5 separate regions of the Mus musculus genome follow, and all the other regions are linked to region 2. Evidence: chromatin loops called from intact Hi-C (ENCODE). Cell type or tissue: gastrocnemius. All regions are shown on one strand. Each heading gives the region's core, and the rest is flanking DNA. Links, peaks and the distances in the headings are about the cores only.

The links. Hi-C counts contacts between places; a loop is a spot of excess contacts. Peaks named below come from ENCODE experiments on the same cell type or tissue, not always from the same donor. Only the 100,000 strongest peaks of a DNase experiment are listed, where the experiment ranks them.
Region 1: it touches region 2 in a loop (2.1-fold over the local background); 3 of 42 quality-filtered maps call a loop at or near these places.
Region 3: it touches region 2 in a loop (4-fold over the local background); 14 of 42 quality-filtered maps call a loop at or near these places.
Region 4: a loop joins it to region 2, with 6 times the contacts of the local background. A loop is called at or near these places in 15 of 42 quality-filtered maps.
Region 5: a loop joins it to region 2, with 2.4 times the contacts of the local background. A loop is called at or near these places in 3 of 42 quality-filtered maps.

What each region holds. Positions count from the first base shown.
Region 1 is chr6:127,559,378-127,565,282 of GRCm38, reverse strand. It overlaps Cracr2a (calcium release activated channel regulator 2A), which reads right to left and starts at 3,947. Exons shown (of 19, transcript NM_001368877.1): 1 at 3,862-3,947. In gastrocnemius, for the core only: CTCF peaks have their summits at 3,547 (motif pointing left) and 4,006; DNase peaks (open chromatin) are centred at 3,543 and 3,962; H3K4me3 peaks cover 836 bases; H3K27ac peaks cover 434 bases.
Region 2 is chr6:127,918,341-127,924,245 of GRCm38, reverse strand. Tspan11 (tetraspanin 11) reads right to left here. Exons shown (of 8, transcript NM_026743.3): 3 at 503-694. Among named protein-coding and RNA genes, the nearest start is that of Gm38903, 7.3 kb to the left of the region's middle. In gastrocnemius, for the core only: a CTCF peak has its summit at 3,344 (motif pointing right); DNase peaks (open chromatin) are centred at 724 and 3,367; H3K27ac peaks cover 397 bases.
Region 3 is chr6:127,538,755-127,544,659 of GRCm38, reverse strand. No RefSeq gene overlaps it. Among named protein-coding and RNA genes, the nearest start is that of Cracr2a, 20 kb to the left of the region's middle. In gastrocnemius, for the core only: a CTCF peak has its summit at 2,505 (motif pointing left); a DNase peak (open chromatin) is centred at 2,500.
Region 4 is chr6:127,622,329-127,628,233 of GRCm38, reverse strand. Cracr2a (calcium release activated channel regulator 2A) reads right to left here. Exons shown (of 19, transcript NM_001368877.1): 7 at 2,309-2,399. Among named protein-coding and RNA genes, the nearest start is that of Cracr2a, 64 kb to the right of the region's middle. In gastrocnemius, for the core only: a CTCF peak has its summit at 2,858 (motif pointing right); a DNase peak (open chromatin) is centred at 2,923.
Region 5 is chr6:127,674,294-127,680,198 of GRCm38, reverse strand. No RefSeq gene overlaps it. Among named protein-coding and RNA genes, the nearest start is that of Gm38900, 49 kb to the left of the region's middle. In gastrocnemius, for the core only: no CTCF peak of the experiment used is centred there; DNase peaks (open chromatin) are centred at 1,658 and 3,183.

The sequences.
Region 1 (5,905 bases), core at 506-5,505, 360 kb after region 2:
GTTTGGACAATATTTTATAAAGTCACCTTGCCCTTGTACTCATGATGTCGATGTGGCTATCTGTTGCTTCCTGAGTGACAGGAATCTAATATGTACTTCACCAAGGACAGCTCTGCCCAGGCCAGCAGTTGCCCATGTCATGAACTTTGTTACTCTCACCTATTTTCTCCACACTTGGTCTTTCCTCCCTCGGCTCCCACAGTCACTTCTTTTGGGCCCCATCTCTGTCTGTACTGTGGGGCTCCATAAGTCCATGCACAAACCTTGCCTTTACCTGAGGCCTCCTGATTCTGACAGTCCAATGGGCCGCGGTTCTAGCTTTCTCAGTAAACTGTGCCTTGTCAAATTACTCTTAGAAAAAAACAAGACTTGGAGAGATCAAAGAAGTGATGTGAACACTGGAAGGACAATGTATGCTGATGTGTGTATGTATGTATGTATGTATGTATGTATGTATGTATGTTTGTATGTATGTATGTATGTATGTATGTGGTATATATGGTGTGTGTGTATGTGGTATGTGTTTGTATGGTATATGTATGTGTATGGTATGGTGGGGATGTGTATATGTATGTGACATGTGTTTGTGGGGTGTATGTACATATATGATGTATGTATGTGTATATGTATGTGACATGTGTTTGTGGGGTGTATGTACATATATGATGTGTGTATGTGTATATGTATGTGGTATGTGTATATGGTATGAGCTTGTGGAGAATAGATATGTATGTGGTATGTATGTATATGGTGTGTATGTATGTGGTGTGTGTGTATGTGGTGTGTATGGTGTATGTATGTGGTATGTGTTTTTGTGGTGTATGTATGTGTATGGTTTAGTGGAGGTATGTGTGTGAGGTGGGGGTGTGTGGTGTGTTTGTGACATGTGTTTGTGAGGTGTATGTATGTTGTGGTATGTGTGTGTATGTAGTGTGTGTATGTATTTTGTGGTATATGTAAGTATATGATGTGGCAGGGGCGTGTGGTATGTGTGTGGGGTGTGTGTGTGTGTGTATGTGATGTTTGTAAACTGAAGAAAAGAGATCGCTGGCTGGAAGTGGTCTGCCTGGTGCTGGAAGCTATTTGCATACTACCCCAGGGCTGTGAGGGGCATGTCTACAGGCTGCTCTCTAGCACAGTAGTCTTCGTGTGGAGGAGGAGAAGGCAAACGCTGGGTGTTGGAAACCTCAGGGTCTAGACCCACTTCTGTCAGTCACTGACAACTGACCAAAGACTGTGATTTTCTAAATTTATCCTTTCCCTATCTGTCCTCCCAACACCCGATGTTGTAGCCCTGTGGCTGTTCTGCTCCTCCCGCAGCGACTCGTGATATTCTGCAACTATACATTTAGCCTTTTATGGGGAGACATTGGAGGGACCGGGATCTGGGAAACTATGATAAATAGAAGTGATTCTCCCTCAAGGAACCCCTGTGCATTGCAGTCACTCTGTGTGGGAGGAAAGCAAGGGGTGCTTGGGAACCCAGAGACTAGTGCAGGGTCACTGGAGGCTACCTGGCACCCTCACCCCTGCCAAGCTTCTCCCAGCCACCTGGCCAGTGTCCCAGCAGCCTGTAAGCTCAAGCCCCCTCCAAAGAGCAAGCTAAGCAAGTGTCACAAGGGCCCACAAAGTTCCTGTCCCAAAGCTGGGCTTTCCACGGGCTGAGGTGACAAATAACAAGTCTCTCAGCTCTCAGCGCCCACATACCTGATTCTGGACCCAGGCTCTCTAGAGACCAAGCACGGAAGCCAGATTTCTCTTTCTCTCTTTCTCTCTCTCTCTCCCCCCCTCCCTCTCCCTCTCCCCCTTCTCCCTCTCCCTCCCTCTCCCTCCTCCCTCTCTCTCCATTTAAGCATTCCACAGCATGTGCATGGACAGAGGACAAATTTCAGTAGTGAGTTCTCTCCTTCCACCATGTGGCTTCCAGAATGGAGTTCAGGTCACCAGACACAACAGACATCACACGCCTTCGCCTGTGGGGCCATCTCACAAGCTCTTCCCTCCTCCTCTTAAGTCCTGACACTTGGTTACTGACTTATATAGTCACTGGAGGTCTTAGATCCCTGTCCCCCACATAATTGCTGTGTGAACTTGGAAAAGCCACCTAACCTTTCTGACTCTAGGTTCTTCCTCTACAGTATGGGGTCAATAATGATCACAGAGGAATTACTGTTGTAATTATTAAACGTGGCTCTAGAATCCGCAACTACAACTGTCACCCACCCACCTACCAAGCTCTTTGTACAGCATCTCTGGTGCCACCCCTCACTCTGCATTCCACCCAGCCCTGCTCAAGCGTACACAGTCACCTTCCCAGGTCTCTTGCAGCCTCGAGCATGGGTGGCTTCCACCTCTGTCACAGATGTTGTAGGCTTCTGAGCCCCGTTCCAACAGAAGCCATCATGGTACCCCAGGACTGACCCTAATGCTCAGACTCCCTGGTCAAACATTCAAGGCCCTCTTGCCCTCTGCCCCAGGCACTGCCCCTTAATGCATCGAGCCTGCCATTACATCCCCTGGTTCTTCAGCACAACTTCAAGAGGTGTCCCTCCAAGAGCATCCACACTTAGCTTCTTCCTCAAGATCTGAAGGCCACATCTGGCTTGTCATGCCTGCCCCGCTCCTTCCAGAAGGAACAGCACCACCTCCTCCAGACCCCCCGAGCATCGCAGTGTAATATTTCAGAAAAGCCAAGGGACCTCTGGGTCACACCTCTTTATTTTTTAATTTCTTTTTTTTTTTTTTTAGCATCCCCAGACAAAACATTGTAGGGTAGCTTTCATAGACGACTATTATCCATAAGGACATGCATATTCATTCCTCCTAAAGAGGGCCATGAACCTGACCCCTCAAACTGAACTCTGACTTTGTGTGGACACACTGTCCTGGCTGCACACCCCTTTGCCTGCATCACTGATAACACTACTTCTTATGTACCAGCTTCTTCCAGAAATAAGGGACTCACCACCTTATGCGATGTGCCAATCAGGTTCTACCTCTTGGCCTGTCACCTTTGTAGACAGCCACTCATTGACACTTTCTGCCTTCTGAAGTCAAAGGCTAATACAGTAGGGATCCCTGGTTTCCTCCACAGAGGCAAACTGGGCAGGTTCCCTTTAGGGGTTGTGTGGTTAGTGGGAAGACGTGTGGATTGTGAGACTTTCCTGAAATCAAGGGTAGACATCACTGTGCTCTGGTACACAATTATGTGGTACACACGTATGTGCTTACACACAATACACACGCGCACACACACACACACACACACACACACACACACACACACACCACATCTGGGACAGATACAGCACAAGGTCATTGAGTCATACAGCCAGATCACAGGACAAATGGGGATCAGGAGGAAGCTACACCCCAGGATCCCTCCACCTCATCTCTCCCTCTGCTCTGGGAAGTTTTTGGTCTTTTTTTTTTTTTTTTTTTTTTTTTTTAACTGTCTCTCTGAGTTTATTTCCCTGTGAGGTAGCAATTCTTACCCCTGTGCTGGGCCCACGTGCCAGCGGCTCCCAGCAGCTCCCCCTGCTGTCCAGCAGTGTGAATTTCTAGTCACTTCACCAATAAAGTCTTAGTTTCCTCTGTAAAACAGTCTGGGTGTGACTGAAGGGTCCGAGGGGATGGGGGCTCTTTCTAAACCCTGGTGCTCCTAAGCTTTTATAGTCCCTTTTAGGGTGCAGGGCAGAGGGCCTAACCAGGCCTGGGGAAGCCAAGGCTGGGATGCTTGTCCCAGGGTGCATGCAGTCCAGGCCAGCCTCTCCTTGTGTTTTGCTGGTCTGCAGGAAGTGCGTTCTCTGCTGCCCAGCAGAGGGTTTGGGGCGAAGCCTCCCAAGACCTTCCTCCGATTACCTGCAGGGGCGTCCAGTGCGGCTGTCCGAGTTGTCCCCCTGCCTTCTGACTCGCAGCTGTCAGGAATTCGCCGGCCAGCCGGATCTGGTCCGCTGTCCCCGCCTCCGGCTGCATGGCTGGTCCAGCCCCAGCAGCGCCCCACTGCGCGCGCTCCAGGATCTACACCATACCGTGGTGTCCCAGCTTAGCGAAGCAACTTGTGACTGACTACTAAAGCCTGCAGTCTGGGTGGCGAGGGCGGGGCCGTCGCTGACTGGAGCCCAAGACTTCCTGTGCCCCCTCTTTGCTGGTCTTTGCCTTAGAGGACCCTTGCTCAATGAGCCAAGGGAGTCTGTCTCCAGAGCCTCTCTTTGCACTAAAAGCCAGGCACCAGTCTGGGCTTTGTGGACCTGCTAGAGAGAACTCATTCACCCTGAAAAACCGGCTTCAGCTGCTCTCTTTGCACTTAGAAACCAAGGGGATTTTGTTCTTGATGCTTGTCTGATCTTATGTATTCTAGGGTGGGCAGGAATGCGTGCTCAATTAAAGTCCATGCAACACGTGCCTTTAAACAAAGTATTCAATAAATCTTCAAAAACTTCCATGCTTGAAGATAGCCCTTCAGCCGAGTCCACTGCTCCCTACCAAGCTGTAAGCTCATCTTCCAGTTTCGCCACTCGACCCTCAAACATACAGCTCTGCACCAAAGCTGCTACCTGTTGCAAATACCAGGTGCCTTTTCTGGCTGCTAAGACCTCTATCTTTACCCAGAATTCCCCTCTTTCTTCTTTTCCCGTTGGAAACCTACCCATCCAGGCTCCATGAAATATCAGTTTAGGGACCTTTCCCCAAACACTGCCCCTCAGCAGAAGGTCTGTCCTCCTCTGGCAAGTTTATCTATTAGCCATCGCCCCCATACACACACACCCTACACACATAGAAACACACTCTAAACCCAGATCACAAAGAGACACCCACACTCATTGGTACCAATTACTACAATGTATCCTTTCTGCTTGCAGCCGGCCAGTGGCTAGTTCACCATCCCACCCCACCGCAGGAGCCTCAGAAGGGGCCAATATCCTCTCATTCCTTCCCTCAGCGTCTCCTCCTCTGTGCCCTGGTTTTCCCTTCTCAGTCCTGGAGAAGGCTTGCTTGTGTCAGCCCCCAGAGTTGGAATGGAACAAGATGACACATAAGCTTGAGACCCAGCCAGCTAGGTAGCAAATCTGGGTCTCTAGGATGTGTCAGATGGATCGCTCACCTTTCTCAATCAGCTAAACTAAGAAAAGAGGCATTTTCATCACCACCGCCCAAGACAAGGAGGGACGGCAGGACTCATCTTGATGCAAAGCCACTTCATCTCCGTTCTACAGAGGAGAAAACGGAGACCAGAGACACCAAGTCAGAGGCACCTAAGGTCATGGCCATGGTCATTCTCATAACTACTGCCTCTTCCTTCTCAGGCTCCAGCTGGCTTCCATGCCTACAACCACCTCATGGGATGGCAGTCATTTGCCTCTCACTGCTTCATGAGCTATTAATCAGTTAATTGGTCAAGGTATTAGCAGTCAAGAGCCCAGACTGAAGCCCACAGATGTGAGCTCTATCTTGGCAGCTACAGCCTTGGCAAGTTATTGAACCTCTTGTCAGTGCATGGCTAAGGATTCTTGTGTCATAGAAGTTCTAACCCTAGACCTAAGGCTCGGGAAACATCACAGAGGGAAGGGGGGGGGGCATTGTAAGATCCAGAAGACCAGAGTGTCTGCTGCAAGATAGTGTCTTCTATATTTGACAGGGATCTGCACCTATGAAATCTTAACACTAACACTATAGTCACCCAAACAAGACTGCACAATGACATCAATTGATCCCAACACGGAAGTGGGAAATCTCACAAGGCCCCAAGGCAATGAATGGCTGTGGAGATAAAGAAAATGAGACTTCTTCAAGGACAAAGTTATCCACCTGTTAGGTTATCCAACACCAAGTGGTCAGCCCTAAACACACAAACATGTAAGCAACAATAACTGAACGCAGCAGGTCATATTTATATGCACATTGG
Region 2 (5,905 bases), core at 586-5,585:
AGAAGAAGAAGAAGAAGAAGAAGAAGAAGAAGAAGAAGAAGAAGAAGAAGAAGAAGAAGAAGAAGAAGAAGAAGAAAGAGAGGAGGAGAAGGAAAAGGATAAGGATAAGGATAAAGAGATGGAGATGGAGATGGAGAAGGAGGAGAAGGAGAAGGAGAAGGAGAAGGAGAAGGAGAAGGAGAAGGAGAAGGAGAAGGAGAAGGAGAAGGAGAAGGAGAAGGAGAAGGAGAAGGAGAAGGAAAAAAGACCCTAGAAGTTGCTATGGTATTTGCTAAGGCTGACCTCCTGGCTCAGGTCCGACATACCTGGACAGCAGAGCCACCACAGACCCCCAGAAGCCACCCTGCTCTGGCTACTTAGTATCCTCAGTGTCCAACCTGGGGGGACATGTGAGATGCTTCTCTGCCCCCACATAGCACAGGCCTACACTCACTCTCTAGGGAAGGATACTCACTGTGGAAAGACAGCTTCCACATAGGGACGGGGTGGGGGGGACACTCACTGTGGAGAGGCAGCTCTTCTGCTCCCGGATGATGGCCCCAAAGCCCAGGAAGCCAGTTGTCATGACAAGACCACCAACGAAAATGAGGATGTAGGCAGAGGCAGCGAACGTGCTGGAGGCCAAGATGCTGAGGTAACCGCTCTTCTCCACCAGTGTCCAGATACCCACGGCCATGACGGCTGCCCCACCTACCTGCAGAGATACAAGACCAATCAGGTGGCGCCTGAGGCTTTGCCAACTGCCATCTGTCTAGTGCCCACTGGGCAACAGAACCTTTTCAGGCTCCCTGCCAATTAGTTTTCAAGGGGGGGGGGATTTCAGTTTATACAATTACAATTTATAAACGAGCAAATGAAGGTTTCAGGTACTCGGTGGACTTGCCAGCACCCCCACCTCACCCTGTGCCTCTGCCCCCTCACAGATGCAGAGGGATTTCCAGTCTAAGTTTGAGCCCAAATCTATACTTCTTACTGACCAGGGATGAAGACCCTTTGCCTTCCCCATGCCGTTCTGGGCTCTCTTTCTCAGCATGTTCCCAGGACTCTCCCAAAATTTCCCAGAGGGCCTTTCATGCTGGCCCATGTGCACATTTGGGCAGCAGTTGAAGAAACAGGCCCACTGAGAAAAAGTGCCCTGCCTGAGGTCTTGCTCTAGGAGGGACAGACACAGAAGTGATGTGGAGCTAGGGCGTGTCCACAGTGCCTGCTCCTTGGAAAGGCTCTATGTTCCTCACACTCCTGTAGAGGATGGGGAGGGACTTACCCGTCATATTCCAGTTTGGTCTTGAGAAGGGTCTGGGATGGGACCCTGGCTCACTCACTGCCGAGGAAGAGGGCCATGGAGCACAGCTAGGAGTTCAGCCTCCAGGGATCATGAGGCCAAAGAATCACTTTGGTAGGGTGATGCTTTGAAGAATACATTTATGCACCATGCGGGTACTACAGGTGCCACACATGGAGTAGGAGAGCTATTTGCTCAGGACTTGGGGACTTCTGAGAAGCTCTGCCATCTGATCCTGGGAAGGTCAACTTCCTCTTGCCCCTGGTTTTCAGATCCCTATTGAAGAATGGGCCCTTTCCTCCAGATGAATAATGGAGGGTTCCTTAGAGGTCTTAGTGTGGTCACGGCTACAGGGCTCTGCTCCTCCCCCACTCCACTTCTGCCCACACCTGGGGAGCTCATTCCTATAAAAGGTTCCCCATCTGGACCACAGTGACTCCATGGTCATTTTCCCATTCTCCGTTCGGCACAGTGACAGACCTCAGGAGAGCAGAGCTTGGGGGTTCTTAGGAATTAGTCCACCCCAGGCACTTACATCATGTGACTCACACGTACTCTGCCAGTTTCTTGCCTATTACAATCACCCGGGGAGGACGGGGCAGGGCATATTATCCTGAGTGGCAGATGAAGAAGGAAACGGGCTTGTAGGGAATAGCAGTATGCCTGGGATGACACCGTTAGTTTCAGAACTGAGATTCATGGCCAGGTCTTTTGAGGACAGAGGCAGGACTGTGCTTGGATCCGACAAAGTGGGTGTGCCTGATCCTCCACGTCTGCTGTTCAAATGGACGATTCCTTTCAAGCACTCTTTTATCTCCATTGGCAGCTCCAAGGGAAGTCAGCGTAAGGGCACCACACAGGACCACGGCTGTGCTGCTAAATGGAACTGGAGAGGCTAACCTTCTCACTACCACTTGAGGCACAGTCCCCCCTTCCACTGTAACCTCTCTAACCTCAGGGTGTACTTTTTGATGAATAGCATCTTATGCTATACATGCCAGCACCTTCTCTTAGCGGTACTAATGACAGCAATGATGTAGCCTACAAATCACGCTTCGAGTCAGGAATCCCAGGACACAGTTCAGAGACCCCATGGGTAAGGGGTATCTGTGCCCCTCACAATTCCTGTGAACGTTCTGAGTCTGGGTGGGTAGAGCTACAACACATGCGAATGACTAGTGGCTATCCTTGTTGGTCAGCTTCCATGACCACTGGGAACTGGGAGTAAAACATCTCCCCATTATTCCCTTATATAACTGTATTGCCTGGAAAGGCTTGAGTGAGGGTCTCAACTCTGAACAATTCCTGTGGGAGATGGAGACAGTCCTTTCATGTCTTTGACTCCTCAGTTCTTCATCTTTTAAGTTGAGAGAGCCCCACTAGATTGGTGGCTCTAATCTAATCTAATCTCCTAAAGACCTCTTCAGCTACTTTCTTGCAAGGACTTATCTGGATGTGTGCTTTGTACATGGTGTACCGACAAACTTCAGTCCAAGATACACAGTACATTAACTAAGAAATAATCTCTCTCTCTTCCTCTCTCTCTCACTCTCCTTCAAAACAAATTAACTAAAAGCACAGGATACTGCCAAGCAGAAATTCTGAACATCATAAGATAGTTAATGGGTACAATCTGTATCAAAAGGGGCATACATTTTTTTTTAACTAGGTAGGCTAATGCTGAGCCCCACCCATCCCCAAACCAATAACATGAGCACCCACATCTAGGACTCTCAGAGGAATAAGCTCAGACTGGCTTGTGGACAGGTAATCTGCTGGGGTACATGGAGCAACTCGGAATCGAATAAAAAAGAATCATTTAACACATAAAATAATGCATTTGGGATCAAGGGCTGAAGTCTGCCTGCATGCATGTGTCCAGATAAGTCTCCAAGTTTTCTCCACGTCCTCAGAGTCGTGGCAGCATAATAACGAGAGGAGCTATGAAAAAACCAGAAGCCCGCACTAATCAGCACCCCTGGGAGTAAGACACAGGCAGGGGCTTTTTAGAAAGTTCCCAGGTGCCCCTTTGAGAATCACAGCACAGGTCCAAGCGTCCTACCCTCTCTTCCCAGTAGATGGCGCTGTGAAGTCCCATAGAACACAACTGGCTTAGTGCCGCTTCTCAAAGCCCTGCCTCCTTCCTTAAGGGCAGCTGCCAGGGTGACTAAGGTTCAGAGCTTGAGCAGTGCTTTACCCCGTACTTGTAGATCTTACAAAATATCAGATCTGGTAGGGAAGCTGTCTCCAGCCACAACACAGGATCTGGGAGCGTCTGGAGGGCCATCCTGCCTAATCAAGGTCTAGAAGACAAGCTTAGGCTGGGTCTGATAATCCATAGAAAGCAAGAGAATGGCATGAATCAATTGTTCTGGGACCCCAGGGTCCCTCTTCCCAGAGAGTTCCAACTAGAGGAGAAGGTAGCTAAAAGGTACTGTAACTAGCCATGAGGAGCAGGAGGGTCTTAACTCCTTCAGGGACTTTGGTTTGTTGTATTGGACTTGGTCACCTCCACCTCTAAACAATAAGTAAAAATGTTCATTATTGGGATGGGTCACCAGGTGTCACAGGAGGTAGAAGCCAGAAAGACTGGGCCAAGTCTTTTGGGTTGTATGATTAACTGGGTGTGGGGTGGGACAAATTTTTTAAGTCCCAGTGTCTTTATCTGCAGATTAAGCCACTGGGCAGGGACTGTGGAGTAGAGCACTGAGCCCAGATCTGGTTTCCCCAGTCATTTGCATCAGCTTGGTTCTGTAGCATCAGCTCTTCATAGGACAGAGATGGCTTTCTGTTAAATAGTAGCTGAATTTTTCAGCTATGACCTGTTGCTAGTGCACCAGAAAACACTATGTGTGTGCATGTGCCTGTGTGTGTGTGTGGTGTGTGTGTGTGTGGGTGTGTGTGTGTGCAATCCAGGACACCTAACCTATCGTGAGCAGCCATCCTTGCCTAAGGCCTGAGGGGACTCAGGTGCAGACCTGGAGGGAAGCAGGCAGAGGGTGTGAGAGCAATTATGGAATTTTTTCTTTTTTTTTTTTTGCTCAGGATTTCACAGGTAGGGTTTCTCTGCTGGAGACACAGGGAGCTATGGGATCTCTAAGAAGGCAGGGTTCTCTGCTCCCTGTAATGGACTGCCTGCAGCTTTGAAAGGCAGGAAACACACAGGGTGGAGGGCCATGTGTCGGGAGTGGTGGGGCAGAACAGGGTTGCTTGCTATGTGCTCTGTGGCATTCTGGAAAGGTTTGGGGTTAGGTGGAAAGGCTGACTCACTCAGGACCACGCTCCTCATTCATGAGTTGTCCTTGGGCAGCTTCCTCAATGCCACCACCACCCGTGTACCCATCAGCCTTTGCAAGAGCACCGATGTCTCTCTGTGATGTCTGCATGGTGATTCCTCCTGCTGTTAGACTCACGTCACTATCCTCACTGTAAGGTCCACCCTGGCTCCGGTCCCATATCATCCTTGAGCTCCTTCTACCCAGAGGTGGGCTGGTCCCCTTACTGAACTGCACACCACCCCCATACAGAGCCCAGACTCTCCTGCAATTGCACCCCCCCCCTTTAAATATTTCCCTCACTTGGGTAGGTTTCCCTCTCTCATACCCTGGCTCTGACAGCCTCTTAGGAAGTGTTCACTCTTTATTTTCTATTCTATTCTATTATTCTTAATCTTTCTGTGTGTGGTGTGATACGTGTGTGTGTGTGTGTGTGTGTGTGTGTGTGTGTGCCTATTTGCGAGTGTGGTTCCTCAGTGTGAGGCTAGAGGCAAGAGGCCAACCTTGGGTCAGACATTGGTCTTCTCCCACTTTGCTGATACAGGCAGGGTCTCTGGTTTGCCACTGCCTACACCAGGCTAACTGGCCCTCTGGCTCAGGGGGTTCTCCGGTCTCTGTCTCCTGCTCTTGATGTAGGAGTAATGGGACTGCAGACCATGCTTTGCTGTGATTGGCTTTTCGTGGGTTCTTGGGATCTGAACTCAGGTCCTTACGCTTGCATGGCAAGTGCACTGCCAACTCCTGATCCATGTTCTAAGCCCATGGCTACTGCTCTTGAACTCATGGCCAATGCTCCTGAAGTAAGGCTGTGCCAGTGAACAAGACTGTGGACTTGGTCAAGGTGTTAGGGGCTGGATGCCTGGTAAGACATATACGATTAGGTGACATATTTGACAGCATGTATCTGGACACACGGTACCACCACTCATCAGGCACCCGTTTCTCACCCCCCCCTCCTTCCCGTCCTTCTTATGCTAATTATTCCAGTTAACTTCTTCTAAGCCTGTTACAAGTGTGCACCTATTTCCAGTTCTGCAGGAGAGCTCTGTCCTCTTTTTTTTCTGATAATGCTCTGCCTACCTACTCCTGGCATGCAGGAGCTTAGGTGAGGAGCTGTGACCACATCAGCCTCTGCCTGCCAGACTCCTGGGGCAACAGTGAATGTTTCTTGCCCCTGTTTGCTGGCTATTTTTCTTGTAGAGGGGTTAGGACCAGGCAGAGGAGACAAATTGGGTTAGTCTCCTTGGATACTTGGAGATCTTTCTCTTTGGGAAGCATGCCTCTTAATCTTCATTTACCCTGGCACACTGTGGAGAGTGCTGGACTACAGGTAATGTTCTTAGGGGAG
Region 3 (5,905 bases), core at 511-5,510, 380 kb after region 2:
AAACGTTCTGGAGACAAAATGATTTAATATTAGAAAACTGAAAAAAAAATATTTTATATAGAAGCTTGATAAGTTCAATTATAATACAACCTTTCTGAATTTCTTTGATTATATAAAGAAGAAAATATTTCCAGAGACAAATACAAAGAGTTTGAAGTAGAAATGGAGGAATAGAGTCAAAAGTGATATATTTTTGAGTCTACCCAATTCTCCCTTCCACAAGTTCTTCCCCACCCCTTCCCAGATCTAACTGGGTCCCATACCCACTGTCTCAGCTTACTTTGGCTACCCCAGGCTGCTCCAAAACCAACCTTTAGGTGTCTGCCAGGACCCAGCCTGCCCTGCCCTCTCCTGAACCTCCCCACCCAGTCAGGTCCCACACATCCTTCTGCAGAGTCTAGCCCCTCCCCCTCATCAAGGAAATTTCTCTTGGAGACATAGACCAAGACAGAAAACCACAACCAGTCAAAATGCAGAGTTGTGGAGCCGAGTCCCCAATGACATAATGACGACACAAGTCCTGGACCTGGGGAACATTTTGGAAGAAGGAGCAGAAAGATCGTAGGAACCAGAGAAACAGAAAGTCTGCTATGAGATTGGGCCTCCTAGGAATATCAGAAGCCTTATCCGTAAGGTGTCGCCAGCATGGCTGCCAAACCTTGAGTTTAACAGGGATGATACTTATAGACACATGGATGGGAGAAAGCTCATGAGGTCTCAGCCGTACTCGGAGAAAAACCGCTAGAGTCTAAGGAATGCTACGAACAGGAGAAACAGTTTTCCTCAGGGAAGAGCATGCCAACCGGTTATCTCACCACAAGCAGTGAGCCTGAAAGCATGGACACACAAGTAACACCGTTCAGACTATGTAGGCTGTGTTTGCGGACTTAGGAACACACACACACACTTACTATGTAAAAATAAAAGAGAGGAAGAGATTCTATGGGAGGGTTTTCAGGGAGAAGGGGAAGGGGAAATATGTAATTATAATCTCAAAAATTAAAAGAAGTAATAATCTTACAAAGAGTAAGACACTCCCCCCAATGATATATTTAACCGCATGCTAAAATCACAGGAACACGATGGCAAATGGAAACATCTGTAATCTAAGTCAGCCTGTTCGATGCTTTTAGAACCCTACTCTGCTCCGTAGATGCAGTCCTTGTTGTTGGCCCCATCCAGCCTGGTTGCTTCTAACCTCTCATTGAAGTGCATCATACCAGTGACACCATTAGAAAATGATTCTTTCACTTCTTTTCCTCACTCTGGACTCCTTCAGCCACCAAGTCTGCCGACCGAGGCTTCTATGATATACTGATGTTTCTGCTTCTCAAAGCCATTACCAACTGTTTAGTCCAAACCCTTGCCATTACTTATCTGAACTATTGCCGTGGTCACTACACAAACCGTGTTCCCATACACTGGGTCTCTTTTAGCCCATGAGGGCACTGCAGTGAGATGTCCTTCCCTTCATGGTGCTTGTGTTTGAACGGCAGCGCTAGCTGATGAAAAAGCAACAAGGTGAGAGTCAATGATGGTACGTTCTAGAAGGCAAACGAGCTGTAACAGGAGAAAGAATGAGGAACACCGGGAACATAAGGAGAATGGCTACAGAGGACTCGTCCTGCTGAGGCCCAAGAGCAGCTGGGAATGGGGGCATGGGGTGAGGGAAGTTAGAACAAAGAGCAGAGAAACCAAGGGGCTTTGCGCAGGGTGATGGTAGAAGGGATCAGGAAAAGCAGCCAGAGTCAGGTTAACACAGACCTAATGATCCAATGGGGGTGACTCGGGAATGAAGAGGGTGTTCAGTGGGGAGGGGCTTGGGTGACTGATTGGATGGATCGTGGTGGTATTTATTATACTGAGAAAGAAGAAAGGCTTGGGACAGAGAGAAGGCCATGCCAGTGGAGTGGGGTTCTAATTTTGCAGCTCTCCCCCACCCCCCTCGTAGGCTAGAATGTTTCCATCCCTGAGTTCTGACCATGTCTCCTCCCTGCCGTAAACACGACTCAGAAAGTCTTGCCCTTTACCATAGTGTACATGGCTGCTTCTCACTTTGACGGAACATAACATTCCAGGGTCTCCTGTCTGCTTCATCATAGAGCTTTAAAACTGCCTCGCGCTCACCTCATTACACAGTGAACTCCGCTGTTAGGTGAAACTGAAATCAGGATTTTTATCGTCCTTGCCCTTGCAGTTTCCATGCGGGGCGCGCGATGGTACTTAGTAACATTGATGGGACAAAAGAGGGAGGGAAGGAAGAAAAGGGGGAAGGAGGAGGAAAAAGAGAGAGAGAGAGGGAGAGGGAGAGGGAGAGGGAGAGGGAGAGGGGAGGGAGGAGAGGAGAGAGGGAAGGAGGGCGAGGAAGGGAAAGACTGTTCTCTTGGTGAGAACCCTCCTTGGAGAATGTAGCCTTTAGCATCTGTGCCATCCATCCCCATCCTCTTCTGAGCACTTGTGGAGACAGAAACCTCAGATGGAATGTGAAGAGCGCCATCTAGAGGTCAGAAGACTCAAGACGGGACCTATTCGGAAATTGAAAAGCAGGCAAAGCAAGAGCTTACCTACAGCAATTGTTAAGCCCATCCGTGGTAACGTTATCCAGAATATGGTTCACACGTGTTTCTCACGTGCCCAGTGGGAAAACCCAGAACAGCAACAAAAGTACTGAATGACCCGGAAGGTGAATTTATTAATATAAATATGGTTGCTCTGACAGCAGAGCCCCTGGGTTTTCTACTTCACGTGGGCAGACTTCGCGGAAGCTCCGCTTCTTCCATATCAGTTGTAGTCCATTAGTGGCCAGGTGCTACTCTGTGCCGAGAAGCCAATCGCTTCTATTACCTGGCTTGCAGGAACATCTGTGAGGGAGGCAGAATTGGCCTGGCTGAGGGCTTGCACACTGCAGTAGGGATGGGAGCAGGGGCTGATGCAGGTCCGTGACAAGGCAGCTTCTTGTCTGATTGAACCTAATAGGCCCAGGCACCGCACAGAAGCCATCAGCAGCTCTGCTGGTTAGCTGCGAATTGCCCACCAGAATTGCTCTCTGCTCCAGAGTGGCTTTCTTTTACAATTTAACAAAGGGTGGAGAAAATTGTGGGGCAGTGACTGCAATTTACACGTTGAGCCTATGCCTGCAGAGATCACTGTAAGGATATTTTTATCTTCTTGTTTTTGTTTGAGTACTACGGACTCAGGTACAGGTAGGTTTGGTTTGGCTATGGAGGTCAATATTCTGTTTCCTTATTTATAAGAAGGTCCTGCTATGCTGTGCTTTGTGGCTCAGTTAAAAACACTATACAGCAACCGGAGAGATGGCTCAGTGGTTAAGAGCACTGACTGCTCTTCCAAAGGCCCTGAGTTCAATTTTTTAAAAAAAGAACACTATAACACTATATAGTGTTTTGCAGATGTGGAAGACTAGAATAGAGGTAAAGAGACTGAATTTTTCCCAACTATATGATCTCAGCTAAGTTACAAGATTGCCTGAATACTGCCTCTACCCCCACCCCATCCCTCCACCACCCACTTTCTCTTCCTCATCCTTTGTTTGGTTTCGTTGTTGTTGTTTTGCTTTGGAGGAGTTGTTTTTTGTTTTGTTTTGTTCTGCTTTGTTTTGTTTTGAGTTGGAGCCTCACCATATAACCCAGGCTAACCTCAAAGTTGTCATCCTCCTGCTTCAGCCTCCTCAGCCCTGGAGGGAGCCTCTATACCCGGCTCTGAACCCTGTATTTCTAAAACTTGAGAGAAGGGAAGGTTTTGCCAATCTCTATAAACAAACACTGTAAAGAAACCATGCAGAGAAAAAAAAACCACTTGCTACTTTAAAGAGAAAATTATCGAAGTATAATTTGTACACAATGAAACCCATACATCTTTACGTGGTCCAGAGGATCTTGGGAAACATAAACAGTTGTGCAACTCACACTCAATCAAAACAGATCCTTCACCCCAGGAGTGACCCGAGGCCCCTCCACAGTCAGCAACTCCAGCCACAGCCAGATGCAGTCTGCCTCTCATTCTGCAGCCATAGGTGGCTCTCTCTGTTTCAGGACTTGACACAAATGGAATGGCATGGCTGATGCTCCTGTACCTTTCCCTCAGTGTTTTGTGTGGTTTGCCCATACTGTTACGGGTGTCCATGACTCTTAGTTGCTGGAGCTATTCCATTCTTTTTCCACTCTCCGCTTTAAGAGCACATGTTACTGAGTTTTAATAAGTGTGTCTGCCCCGTTTTCACAGCCACAAGCAGATAGCACGTTCCCGTGGGCTCCCAAACTTCCCTGGAGCTCCATCCCACCAGTGAGCTTGAGGATCCGCCCGTTTCTACCCCAAACGCCCACCGAGTTACAGATGCTCACCCACCCACCCCACCCCCAGCTCATACATGGCTGCTGGGGTCTGAATTCAGGTTTTCATGCTTGGTGGGCAGCTACTCCATCCGCTGATCCATCTCCCTGCCCACCCCTCATATTAATTTTTGTCTAGATTGCTAGATTTAACTTACTAGTAGTTTGTCAAGAACACTTGCATCTATATTAGGAAATGCCACTGATGGATAGCTTTCTAGTGATAACTTAGGCTTTGGCGTCTGGGTAATGCTGGGTTCATAAACGGTGTCAGGGAGTCTCCAGGGTGGGCTTTTTTGGTCAGGTTTACACAAGCTAGAGTTAGCTGGGATGAGAGACCTCAGTTGAGAAAATGCCTCCATCAGATTGCCTTTAGGGAACTGCAGTTCCCTGTGCTAATAGTCCTCAGAACACTCATAGGGAGTAGCACTGTTAGGAGGTGTGGCCTTGTCAAAGTAGGTGTGGCCTTGTTGGACTGAGAATGTCACTTCGGGCAGACTGAGGCTTCCGAAGCTCAAGTCATTCTTTCTTCCTGCTGCCTGCCAGTCAAGATGTAGAACTCTTGGCTTCTTCCCCAGCACCACATTAGCCTATGTGCCACCATACTTGACATGGCAACATGTCGTGCCACGTCATGATGACAATGGGCCAAACTTCTGAACTATAAGCTAGCTACAAATAAATGTTTTCCTTTGTAAGAGTTACTGTGGTCATGGTGCCTCTTCACAGCAATAGAAACCCTAACTAAGACAGGCATTTTTCTTAATTAACCTTTGATATGGAAGGGCCCAGTACATTGAATGCAGGAGCTGAAGCAGAGACTATGGAGAAACCCTGCTTACTCGAGTACTTCCTCTGGCGTCATCATGCACCTTGCCCAAGCGCACATGCCCAGAGGTGGTACCACCCACAGTGGCAACTGGCAATCAAGCAAATGCCCACAGACATGCCCATGGGACAGTCTGATGGAGGTGATTTTTTTAACTGGGGTTTCTTCTTCCCAGATGTGTCAAGTTGACAAAACTAACCATCTCGGTGGACTTTGTGCATTTATGTTTTGTTTGTTTGTTTGGTTGGTTGGTTGTTGGTTTTTTTTTTTTTTTTTTTTGAGACAGGGTTTCTCTGTGTAGCCCTGGCTGTCCTGGAACTCACTCTGTAGACCAGGCTGGCCTCGAACTCAGAAATCTGCTTGTCTCTGCCTCCCAAGTGCTGGGATTAAAGGTGTGTGCCACCACTGCCCGGTGCATTCATGTTTTTAGGGCAACTCTTCATTTTTTTTTTTTTTTTTTAGCTCTTATCCTTGACCTTGGTGGTTTGTGCCTCACTGCCTGCCAAGCTAGCTCAATGGAGGCTTCTCCGCTGGAGCTTATTAGAAAAGCCTTTCTTCTTTCTATTGGGTCTTCTCTCTTCCCTGTCTGTTTTCCGTGCATTTGATGTAAGTTTTGATCTCATTCTTGCCCTTTCTTTCTGAGTACTTCAATTTTAATTTGCTTTCTTTTGTAGTCTTGCAAGACAGAGAATTAGATTACTAATTTAAGATATTCTAAATTATGATC
Region 4 (5,905 bases), core at 660-5,659, 300 kb after region 2:
CCAATGAATTCTACATCTAAAGGCTTACTGGTGCTGCCAAAGTCATCCTTGGAGTCTTCATGTTCACAGCGGAAGCTCTAGTGTGAGCACTGAGCTCTCTGAGCTGGATATGTAGAACTGAGAAAGGAGAGGGCATGAGGAGACATAGACGCAGAGCCAAGCCATCTGAAATGATGCTAACTGGCCCTTAATTCCTTTTCACACAACCTCTGCTCACTCCCAGACCCCATGCCTGTACCCATCGTTTGTTGTTGGAAGCATACCTTAGTTACAGGCATGACCTGGGCGGAGGGGACAACATGCGCCCTGAGCTTGTCTCCTCTGCAGTCTGTCACAGGTTTGAGGGAGGTGACTTTTCTATAGTAGGTTGTAGAACTGCTGTTGCTGGAAGCTAATTTACACCCGCTGATGGGTGTGTGTGTGGCTTCCATTTGCCACATACACATCCAGTTTCCCTGAACACTGAGAGCGCCAGAATGGTTTAAGGCACTGAAGGACAATGGGGGTGGTCTGGAATAGTTGGCAAGCCTCCAGGGAGGGCTCCGGCCAGATATTTCTGGAAGGCATTCAGATTTCCCTGCAGCATGAATGGTGTCTGTGACGTTAAGTGGAGCAGCGATGCGGATAATCCAAAGCAGCCGAAAATTGAAATCTGGATCAAGGGGAAGAGCCTGAGACAATAGCCTGGGCTTAGCATCGAGAGGCAGCAGCCAAGACCAGCAACCTCCTGCTAAAAGCTCACAGAGTAGGGCAGACAGTAGAAGGGAGAACAGTTTCCCGAATCCTTTTTAAAAGTGGGATATACCAAAACACATCTTGCTCAGCTTGGGTTTGGTAAAGGAGAGGCTCCTCGCCAGTCCCCACCTCCTAAAACAACAACAAGGGCTGGAAAGACAAAGGCTCAGAGGTCTGGTTACTGGGGTTCACTATGAATGGGGGTGCACCAGAACAGGGATACATTGGGAACAGGGGCACAGTATAGGAACACACCCAGGGTATACTAGGAAAGGGTGCTCTGGGAATAGAAACATGCTGAGATCAGGGGTGTGTTGGGAACAGGGATGCACTAGGAACCAGGGTGCTCTAGAAGCAGGAGTATACCAGGGACATGGCTGCAACAGAGCAGAGGTACACTGGGAACAGGGATATACCAGCGACAGGCATACACTAGGTTCAGGGGTACACAAAGAATAGGGGCACACCAGGAACAGAGGATGCAAGCTTCACATCTTCTCTCATGGTGCTGAGGATGGTGGGCACTGGGTTCCCTTGGTGATTGTGTTTTCCAGTTTTTAAGAGGAAAGGGTAAGAAGCCTCATCTCTAATCACTGCCTCCTTTGGGGCTGCTATTTAGGGAATAAGATGGGCTGGTAGGTTTTGATGGAACTGCTAGGTAGGTACAGATGTCAGCTGAGTGATGTCAGCTGAGTGATGTCAGCTGAGTGACGGCCAATGTCTAGGTTGCTTTAGCTGCAGAGGTATGCTCTGTAACTCATCCATCACACATTTCCTTCCTTCCTTGCTTGCTTCTTTCCCTTTTTCTTCTTCCCATTTTCTTCTTCTTCTTCTTCTTCTTCTTCTTCTTCTTCTTCTTCTTCTTCTTCTTCTTCTTCTTCTTCTTCTTCTCCTTCTTCTTCTTCTTCTTCTTCTTCTTCTTCTTCTTCTTCTTCTTCTTCTTCTTCTTCTTCTTCTTCTTCTTTTCTCTCTCTCTCTCTCCCCCTCCCTCTCCTTTCTTCTCCTTCTCTCCAATCCATCCAACAAAATCCATACATTTATCTTTCTTCAGCTATCTATCCATCTATCCATCCATCCATCCATCCATCCATCCATTCCATCTATCCACCCATCCATCCAGTCATCTATCCATCCATTCCATCCATCAGTCCCATCCATCCATTTACCCTCTCTCCTTCCTGGCTCCCTCCCTCCTTTTCTCCCCTTTTTCCTCCATTCCCTCCTGTCAGTCCATCCATGCACACCTCCATGCATTCACATGCTCACTCACACATTGATTGAGCAAACACCCACGGGGCATCTCCTATAGCCCAGACATGCTCAGGTAACCGAGGCAGAATTAGTAAGCAAATAAACTTACATGCTAGGAGGAAGAAACAGACAATATGGAATAAAAGTAAATATGTATTCTACATACTTTGCTTGGAGGTGGTAAATGCCTGAACATTAAAGCAGAAAAAGAAAAGGTCACAAGAAGGAGCTAGGATCCTTCTTACTAGGGAAAGGTACTCAGAGTAGGCAGGTCTACCAGTTAGCCGTCCCCTAGCACGCGGCATAGGAGTGAAACACTCACTTTCAGGAGGAACTGCTCCCTCTCACTTTTGATCTGCTGCTCCATCTCCTCATAGAGATGCTGGATTTCTTCATCGTAAGCAGCAATTTTCCTGGAGGGACAAATGAAGAAGCTGACAGGGTTTCCCCAAGATCCACTTATCCCACAGCCATAGTTCCTGGAGCTGAGACCCTGGGGCCATGAACAGTTGAGGGACTGTGTAAGTCAGGCCAGCCAAGGCTCAGTCCTTCAAGGCTGACTAACCAGGCAAGGCTGCTGTTCACAGAGGCCAGCTACATAGACTGTGGTTGCTAAAAGGCATCGTGAGCCTGCTGTCTTCCAGATCAGTGCCAGACCACCAGGGCACTTCCCAATACAGATACACCCCACATTTCTTCCTTGACTCTGCTTTACTCTGAGCCCTGGTCTCCTGCACTTTCAATCCCTACGCTGATACCTCTGCAGGTAGACAGTCTGAAACTGCACCCGGTAGGGATCCTTCCTGCTCAGCACCTCAGTGAATCCCATTCCAGTTTGGGGGCCTTCTCTACTTTTCTACACCAAGCCTGACACTGTACCACCAGAGGGCGCTAGTGCAATTGTGAGCTTAAGTCCACACTGTTCCCAAAGATTTCCTGAGGATGAAGGTCTATGCAAAGGAAGGGGTCTCATGCCATCCCGGGCACAGGGCCAGAGATGCACAGCAGGAGGCTGGTGGTGCTGGTTAATGGCTGGGGATGACACTGAGGTGACCTATTCCTGCTCCATCTCTCAGCAACCTCTCCGCAGCATGAGAGCCCATAGGGCATGAAGTGAGTAGGGGGATAAGCACATGCCACTATACCTGGATGTTTCTCCTCCCTCCCTCCGTTCCTCTCCCTCTTCCTCTCTCCCTCTCCCTCTCTCTCTCCTTTTCCCTCTTCCTCTCCCTCTCTTTCTTATGTGGTTTCTGAGAATGGAACTACTCAGGTCCTGGTGTTTTTAAGGCAAGCTCTTCCCCAACAGAGCTACCTTCCAGGCCATGGTAGCAACATTTTCACAACTTTTCTCTGGCCATGCATGGAGAACCTCCCCTCTGGCCCTCACTTCCTATTCTTTCCCCTCTCTTGTAGAAAGAACTCCAGCTTGGCATTGTGGCTCTCAAGAACCATTTTGAAGGTGTAGTGCACACACACACACACACACAATGTCACTTGCAACACTAAACTCCAAGCTGGCAGGCCCACTGTGACCTTCACACTGTGACCTTCATGGATGGTCATGCTACTAACAGAGGAAGCAGCCTCATCTTCAGCTCTAAGAAGTACTGGGAAGATACCTGGACAAACGTAAAGGATAAGAATGTAACTACTCCCCTGAGCCCTCCACCCTTTCACCCTCGTCCCATGTTCACTTTGGACTCCCATCTAAGGCCAGGCTTCCATTATTGTTCCAGGCTTTTCCATGGCCCAGTCACTGTCCTATCTTCTTCTTCAGGGAGTGGGCTTCACCACATGTAAACACTAAGTAAGCAACACGGATAAACCATTTTGACTGGCATTTTTCCAGCTCTTGAGAAACCAAGCGCTGGACCCAGACAAAAACACTGGCTTGAGAGCCATGGTCCCAGACAGCATCTCAGACTCTGAATTCCAGCTCACTGCTCTCCCCAAAGCCAGAAACTTGAAGCAATGGCACAGTGGTTTCGGGTTGTGCTCAGCGAAGATGCCGGTCTTTCCAGATTTCACAATTCAGGGCTGTCTATGAATCTGCTCAGCATCCAGGGAATGGAAAGGTTCCTCTGGACAAAGAGTAAGACATCTCTTCTTGTAAATGACAGGTATGTGAGCTTGTTCCTCTCAGCTAACCCATCGGGACAGAAAGGAAGCCGTGGAGGCAAAGTGAGAAGGACACCCCAAGGTCAGGAGTAGACGTAGTTCAAAGGAAGTAAGGTGGGGTCTCTTCGGCCCTAAATTACCTTTACACTCTTGAAACAGCCCAGATGCTGGATAGAAAATGACATCAACTAAAATTTTGGGCAGCAAAATGCAACTACATAAATACCGGAGAACTAATAAAACAGGACGAGAGCAACTTAAAAACTGATTTGGCTCTGCTCTGATTCTAATTAGAGTCATTCGTATAAGCTGTTTACCATCTATGCTTAACAGCCCTGCTGAACATTAATTCTACGATACCATTAAGTGTGTTATATTAATTTTGTTCTAAGTTTTACTTGATTGAATTAATACTCTTGATGCTTTTCCATGCTCACATGACAGCCCGCTTGTCTGGAATGAACTTATATTACAAACCATTATAAGAGAAATGAAATGAAAGCAGACATAGCCTCCGATTAGTGTTCAATGCTAGCCCTCATTTGCAAAAGCTGACCCGGCCATGAAGAAGCCCTTGATGGGTACCAGTGATGTTGGACCCATCCAGACTTCTCTGTGGACTCAGGCCTCCTGGGAGATTCTGCAGGCCTAATGACACCATTATCCTCCTAGGTCAGAACACAGAAAGTCCCAGGGATGGGAACATGAAGGTGCCATTTTCAGTAAAGTATCACTAAGCTGCTCAAGAGTCAGAGGACTCTTATTCCAGAACAGGCTTGTCTCCTCAGTGTGACCTTGAGCAAGTGCTGTGATGTCCTCCCAGGTAGCTCCTGCCCCAACACTCTTTCCAGCACTGTCCTGGTGGACTGAGGAAAAAGTGAATGCCCAGAGCACCCAGAACCACAATGCCCTAAAAAACACATGGAATTATTTATTGCTGTAACTGGGATCAGGAGATGCACGGTAGAGAGGAGGAAGTGTTTGCTTTTAAGGATGAAGGGGCTGGGTTTGGAAGAGCTCAGAGGCACCGGGAGAGGACGCAAAGGCTTACTTGCTAAAAGCTCCCATCAGAGTCTGTCAGAGGCTCTGGCTGGGCATAGCAGGAGCTGCAGAGCTGGGCTGTGTGTAGGTGTGGGAGCTCCACAGTGGCTGGGAGTGCAGCAAGGGCCAGGATACTACAAAAAGACTTGTGCGTGTGTCATGCAGCAGTTTAGCCAGGTGCACCACACTCTGCAGTCCAAGGGAAGAGGTGGCCTGTGGTGTCTGCAGAGCCTGGGCATCGTTGTCCCCATGACTGCAAATCTGCTCTTAGCACACAACACACACACACACACACACACACACACACACACACACACACACACACACACACTGAGACTTCGAAGTGGTCTCTAAGAGGACTCACCCACCTTTCCAACCTCGATAGCACCCTGTCTGAACTCCTAGGACACCCTGTGCCTTCATTTATCCATTTACATGGATCTTTTTTAAGTTGTCCTGATCTATGTGGGTTTCACTGGGGGCTCAGTCTCTGTTAAATTATAAATTCCCAAATTATATTACCCATAATATAATAATATATTAGCCTCTTAGACTCAAGAGGCTAACACTGAAAACTTGTAAGACCGCACTTTACAGTCTGGATATCAACTCAGATGCTAACAAACCATAGTGAAGAACATAGATTCCGATGAATTGAAGAATTATAGGATTAGCAGCTCTGTCTTTAAAGCTTGTGTTAAAATCCTTGCCATAGGTTATAGAGATGACTCGGCATTTAAGAGCACTGCACCAATACCAG
Region 5 (5,905 bases), core at 590-5,589, 240 kb after region 2:
TTTAAACCTCCTGCCTCAGCCTCCTGGATGTAAGGATTATTAGGAATGCCGCCACCACCACGCTGGGCTTCTTCCAACATCTAATTAAATCAAAATCTCTAGGTGTGGGGAGTGACAAGGACTGATATTTTTAATTAAGTAAAGCTATCAGAAGTAGCATAAAACTAAGCTAGTTAAATTCCCAGACGAGTTGAGCACATGCACACCAAGGTTAAGGAGAAGCAGAGCTAAGGATCACAGCCTGGGCTGGATGTAGTAGCTGTGCTGTGGGACAGCACGGTGAAGGCTGGCTGGGGTGGGGGGGCAGTAGTGCTATGACCAGATAATGGCACATTCCTGATTTCAATGTCAGATGCGCTAGCTGGGTCACTGGTGGTCATCACAGACAGAAATCATTTGAAATGGAGTTACTTATCAAGCCTCGAGTAGACGATACCCAGACTCAGAGTGGATATGGTTTAACCTACAGCAAGAGAAAACTGGGTTAGGCTGAGGAAAGTGAATCGCAGCCCTAGACGAGTTCCCAGCTGAGGCAACAAAGTGATAACAGCACTGCTGTGGTCTACGGTACTCCAATAGATGCCTTACAAGAAACAGTAGGGCTGAGGCTCTCTGTGAGTGTCCTGGGCAGGGAGGGGTGTGGTGGTGGTGAAACCTCTTTGCTAGAACACCAAGTGAAGACTCTGGAAGGCTGAGGACTGCAAGGGCTGTGGACCAGAGCCAGCTGCTGCTCATTGATATAGCAGCCTGGGTAAATCCCTCTTCCTGATCAGGACATGGTCACAGTCCCCATGACCTGAAGGAAACCCGTGAGGGCAGGTCATCTGGGTCTTCACTTGAATATAACAGTAATGAGAGACTCCAGTGGCCCCTGTTGGGTAATGGCTACCAGTCAGACCTTAGCTTTCTCTCTATGGTTCTCATGGAGCTGAACAGAGGCCATCCCCAGGTTATAGATTTTTCTGTGCCTGAGAGGAGAGGGATGGGCAGAAGCAGGGTCAAAGATCTCTTGAATGGAAACTGCTTTGGGTTGTTACAAGGTGGGGAAGGGAAGGGTTTCAGATGGGAGGACAAAGAGGAAGGAGAGCGGCCTCCCCTGCTTGTTTGTGTGTGTGTGTGTGTGTGTGTGTGTGTGTGTGTGTGTGTGTGTCTGCATGCAAGACGTCAATTTCTAGCATATTTTTAAATCCATCAGATGTGAAAGGCTGACTTAAATAGACCCATGGTGTGAAGCTGGTAATTCCACTTGCTACAATAGAGAGGCTGGCAAGGGCCCTGGCGGGGATTCAGCACCCCTGCCCACACCAGGAAAGCTGTAGAGCTCTCTGGGGGGACACTCAGGCCAGGTGCTTCCCTCTGCGACATTGGACCCACAGGAAGGAGGGGACAGAGGATGGAAGGAGAGAACCAGGGTGATAGGGAAGTGGGTGCAGCCTTTCCCTCCATTGGGTGTCAGGATGGGTGGAACAGGACTGTGAGCCTTGGGATTCATCCTTTCCATTGCTCCTGTTCCCAGGAGCAGGGAACTCGGAGTGCTTACTCCATTGGTGATCAGTGCTCTGTGAGGTCCATTCCCTCGGGAGATATATCAGCCGTATGCTCTGCTTCCTGGCTCTAACTCAACCGCTGGAGCTGCTCAGAGCAAGCTTAATGCCAAAGCCTGCCTGTGCCCCTGGAGTATGCGCTTCCCTCCCCCGTCTCCAGCCTTTCTTTGCCAGCGATGGTTTCAGTGCAAGTCTCTTTAAAACACAAGCATTCCTGGGTGCTTCTGGATGCGTTTCTGCTGTGGATGGTGCCGTGGACTTCCAGAGCAACAAGACTCCCTTCAGTTGGCTCTTGAACTGTTACTCAATACACTCACTCTCTTGTATACTCTGGGGCCCATAGACCCTCCTGTTGGCATACAAGGTACGGGGCCCCATAGATACTCCTGTTGGGGGATTTACCCTAAAATGGAGGCGGCAAATCACAATCAGAAGCTTGTGCATGGGTAACATGTATGCCTAGAGCTCCAAGGGCCTTCCTCTGCAGGGTCCAGGGAGGTGTGGAGAGTCCAGGTATTGGAAAAGGTCTGAGGGGTGGAAAGACTGTGGGTGCTATAGTGGTCTGTGCAGGGTGTGTTCCTTGTGGGGTCTAGGGATTTATTTCCTTTGTGTGTCTTAGAGTTCCTAAGGCAGAAAGTGCTCATTTTCCTCTGCACTCCCTGAGTTCGTCATGTACCCCAAGACCAACTATAAGTACCCTTGGGCTTTACTTACAGATGGGAGAAAAATCAATCCTTTCTTCATGTATAGACAAATGTTTCTAAAAATGGTCTTTCTTAAATTGTGATGAAAATGGGCGCAAAATTTACAGTTTAAACCATCTTAAAATGTATAATTCAATACCTTTAAGTACATTTATAATATCACATGGAGCTATTCCTATTCTCCATTTCTAGAACTTTCTCATCCCCCCAGGGTGAAAGTGTTCTCTAAACCATGTGTATAAAGGTGGGTCATTTTGGAGGAGGCTGTCTAAAGTATTTTCTGGCCTGTCCACCCACCCAGAATCTATTTTGTACTACTCCCTGGTAAATACAGCACTGAAGGAGACTGGAACTCTGCTGGGGACACCTTGCAATTTATGATACCAGACCTGCACAGCTTCAAAGTACTGCAGAAAGAAACAGCATGCTTAGGCAAAAGTTCAGAGTTTGAAGAAACATGATTTAATTGATTCTTCAAGAAGTAATGGGAGGCGATTTTACCTGTGACCCCCTCACACTTCTCTTGGGTATCTACAAGTGTGCTTCCCCCACTCTCTATCCTGCCAAAGCTCTGGTCACTTGTAATGTAATAGCTACAACTTGCTTGCAGCCATTCAGTTGATAGACTTTCTCCCTCACTCTTCACTTGCCTTTCCTCCTTGCCCACAGTGAGTAAGAGAGCCCACATAATTTGTACCTAGGGCCTTATTCTGAGCAGGCCTTTGCGAGCTAGAGAAAGCTTTCAGGATGAGCACAGCTGGGTAGGAAGAACTGGTTTCATACTAGGAGGACAAAGGCGAGCTGGGCAGGGGAGCATCTGCTATGCACGGGGCATTGAGCCCAAGTCAATTGAGCCGTTGGGCTGCCCAGGGGTAATGGATTGCTACCAGCAGCTGGGGCGGCTGTGGGGAATGAGCTGGAGCGCTCTGATGGGCATCACACTGTCTGAAAGGCAATCGCACCGCAGCAGCTGGAATGCTCCCCAGCATGTCATTTTAAAGCCAGAAGGAGTACCTCATTTGAACCAGCGGAGTCTGCCCACACCGAATTCCCAGCCTGTAGGACCCGGGCCTCCAGCCCAGCAGCTCCCATGGGATTGGGACTTATTCTAAAGAAAGGATGCTTTGCTCTCAAAAGCTCATGTAGACCAAACTGAGACTGTAAAGCTGGATAGACCTGTCCTTGGGACCTCAGTTCCATGTCTGTCATTCTCTAGAGTCCTGTGGTCAGTGTGTGAATGAGCATCCCACAGCAGCAAGCCATTTGACTAGCATCATTACAGAGGGGCTAGGAGAGCCCATGAATTGTCCTTGAGACCCCCAACATTGTCCTTGGCCTAGTGTACCTGCTTAATGAATCGTATTTCCATAGCCACATTTCCAAAATCCATGATGAAGCCCATAGCATCCTGAATCTCATACCGATGTATTTCAATTCTTGATTCCGTATTAAAAGGAACAATCCTATTGCCCCGTCTGTAGTCTTCAGGTATTTTTGCTTAGTAGTGCAGAGTTTTTATGAGTTGTAGTTTTTATAGGTCATATGGACCCAGCCATAATTCATCATGATGACACCGGTCTCACTGGTCCTCGGGGTCCTCATTTGTAAGGAGAGGAGCTTTCTGGTACCATGACAAGTGCCTGCACATAACCCTTTTGGATCTGAGCCATAGCCTTGATGAAGTCCCAGCTAGGAACAAGGGTCGGTTATTGGACTTGATTCAGCCAGGATGATAAATGGCCCCACCTCACCTGTACTCTCCAGTTTCCACATTGATTTCAGGTCCTCTGCCAAACACCATATGGTTTCCCCAAATCCCAACATTCTCAGCAATGTTCTCCTAAGTAGGACATTTTGATTAAATTGGCCCAAATGGATCATGTGGAAGGTCCTCCGGTGTGGCTGTTACTGGTAATGAATATGTCCTCTAATAGAAACACCAACAGAGGTAGCAAGGTAGGGGTGCTGGAGATTCAGACAGCTCTTGCATCCTCACATCCATCCTAAGGAGGGAAAGCTTAATTGATTAAGAGTCAAATGCTTTGGATCCTGGCTGAGCATGAAGAGAGGAGAGGTATCGTACTCCCAGGGGCAGAGGAAAACCTGGAAGCCAAATAGGGGGTTTGATCCCAACCAGCAGCCACCTGCTTGTAGACTCTACTTTCATTGTTTTGCAAAAAACTACCTTTTATTTTTCAAACTTCAGACCTGATTTTCAACCTTCCCACACTTGTCCTCTCCCAGCAGAGTTTGGCATGGTCTCCAATAAACATGGAGATCTGAGGCCACCTGCATCCCTTCTCCTACCCCAGGGACTGAATACTTTCTTGGGGAACTCATCTCACCAAGGGCTTCTGCGAGCTCAGTTCGAGGGCAGAGTATCAAATGTCTAAATGCTATCTTTGCTTGTTCAAAGCAGAAGGGAGGAGAGACTCCAGGGAGGAGCTGACAAGGAGAGCAAATTCCTACTGTACTATAGACACTTGTGAGGGAAGGAAGGAGAGACTTTATTTGCATGCAGGGATGGTTTGAGACTTGAAATCTAAGCTATTTTTAAACAATATTTATGCATTATTATTATCAGTGGTGTGTGTGTGGGTGGGTGCGCACATGTGTGTGCTTGTGTATGTGTGTGTAGTTAGAGTGCACAATTGCCACACACATATATGAAAGTCAGAAGATAACTTTCAGGAGCCAGGTCTCTCCTTCCACTGTGGGTTTCTGGGCTTGAGCTAAGGTCATTAGGCTTTTATGGCAGGTGCTTTTACCCACTAAGCTATCTTGCCACTCTAAATGTAAGCCATTTCAAATATGCCCAAATGACCTGAGGGAAGCCATACCTGAAGAAGTAGAAGAAAGGGTGAGTCAGATCTTTCCAAGTAAAGGAAATCAACCAAGACAGAGAGATCCTAACAAGGAATGACATGGACTTCTGGGGCCATAAAGTACTATAATGATCATAAAAATGTACCTACAGTCTGTATTAGATCAGGCAGAAGAAAGAACTGGTGATTTTGAAGACAGGCCAATTGGGGTTCTCCAAACTAAGGAACACACAAACACACACACACACACACACACACACACACACACACACACACACACACACACACAAATGAGATGAAGAGAAATTAACAGAACTATCAAGAATGCCAACTTGATAATGGAAGTTTAGAAGCAGAGAAGGCATATGAAGAAGTAATGGCAGAAACCTTTTCAAACTTATGAAACCCATCAACTTAGTTAATCATCCAAGAGGCTCACACTATGTAGGCAGGATATACTAAAAGAAGCCTATAGCTGGACATGTAAATCAACCATGAAAGACAAAGTGCTTTGAAAGCACCAAGAGAAAAGAGATACCTCACACAAGGCATCATCAACGAGACTAAGCTAATTTCATATCAGAACCAATAGGAGCCAGAGGCAGTGGGATGGCATAGCCACAGTGCTGACAGAGAACAGGAAGTCAGCTAAAAATTCTCTACCTCCAAAACGATACTTCCAAACTGAGGGTAAACTAAGATATTTCCAGATCAATAGAAACTGAAAGAGTTTCACTCTGGTAGGTATTTCCTTCTGAGCAGCACTAAAGGGAGTCCTTCAGGTGACCATGGGAGAACCAGATAACACGAGTAAACATAAAGGAATAAAACA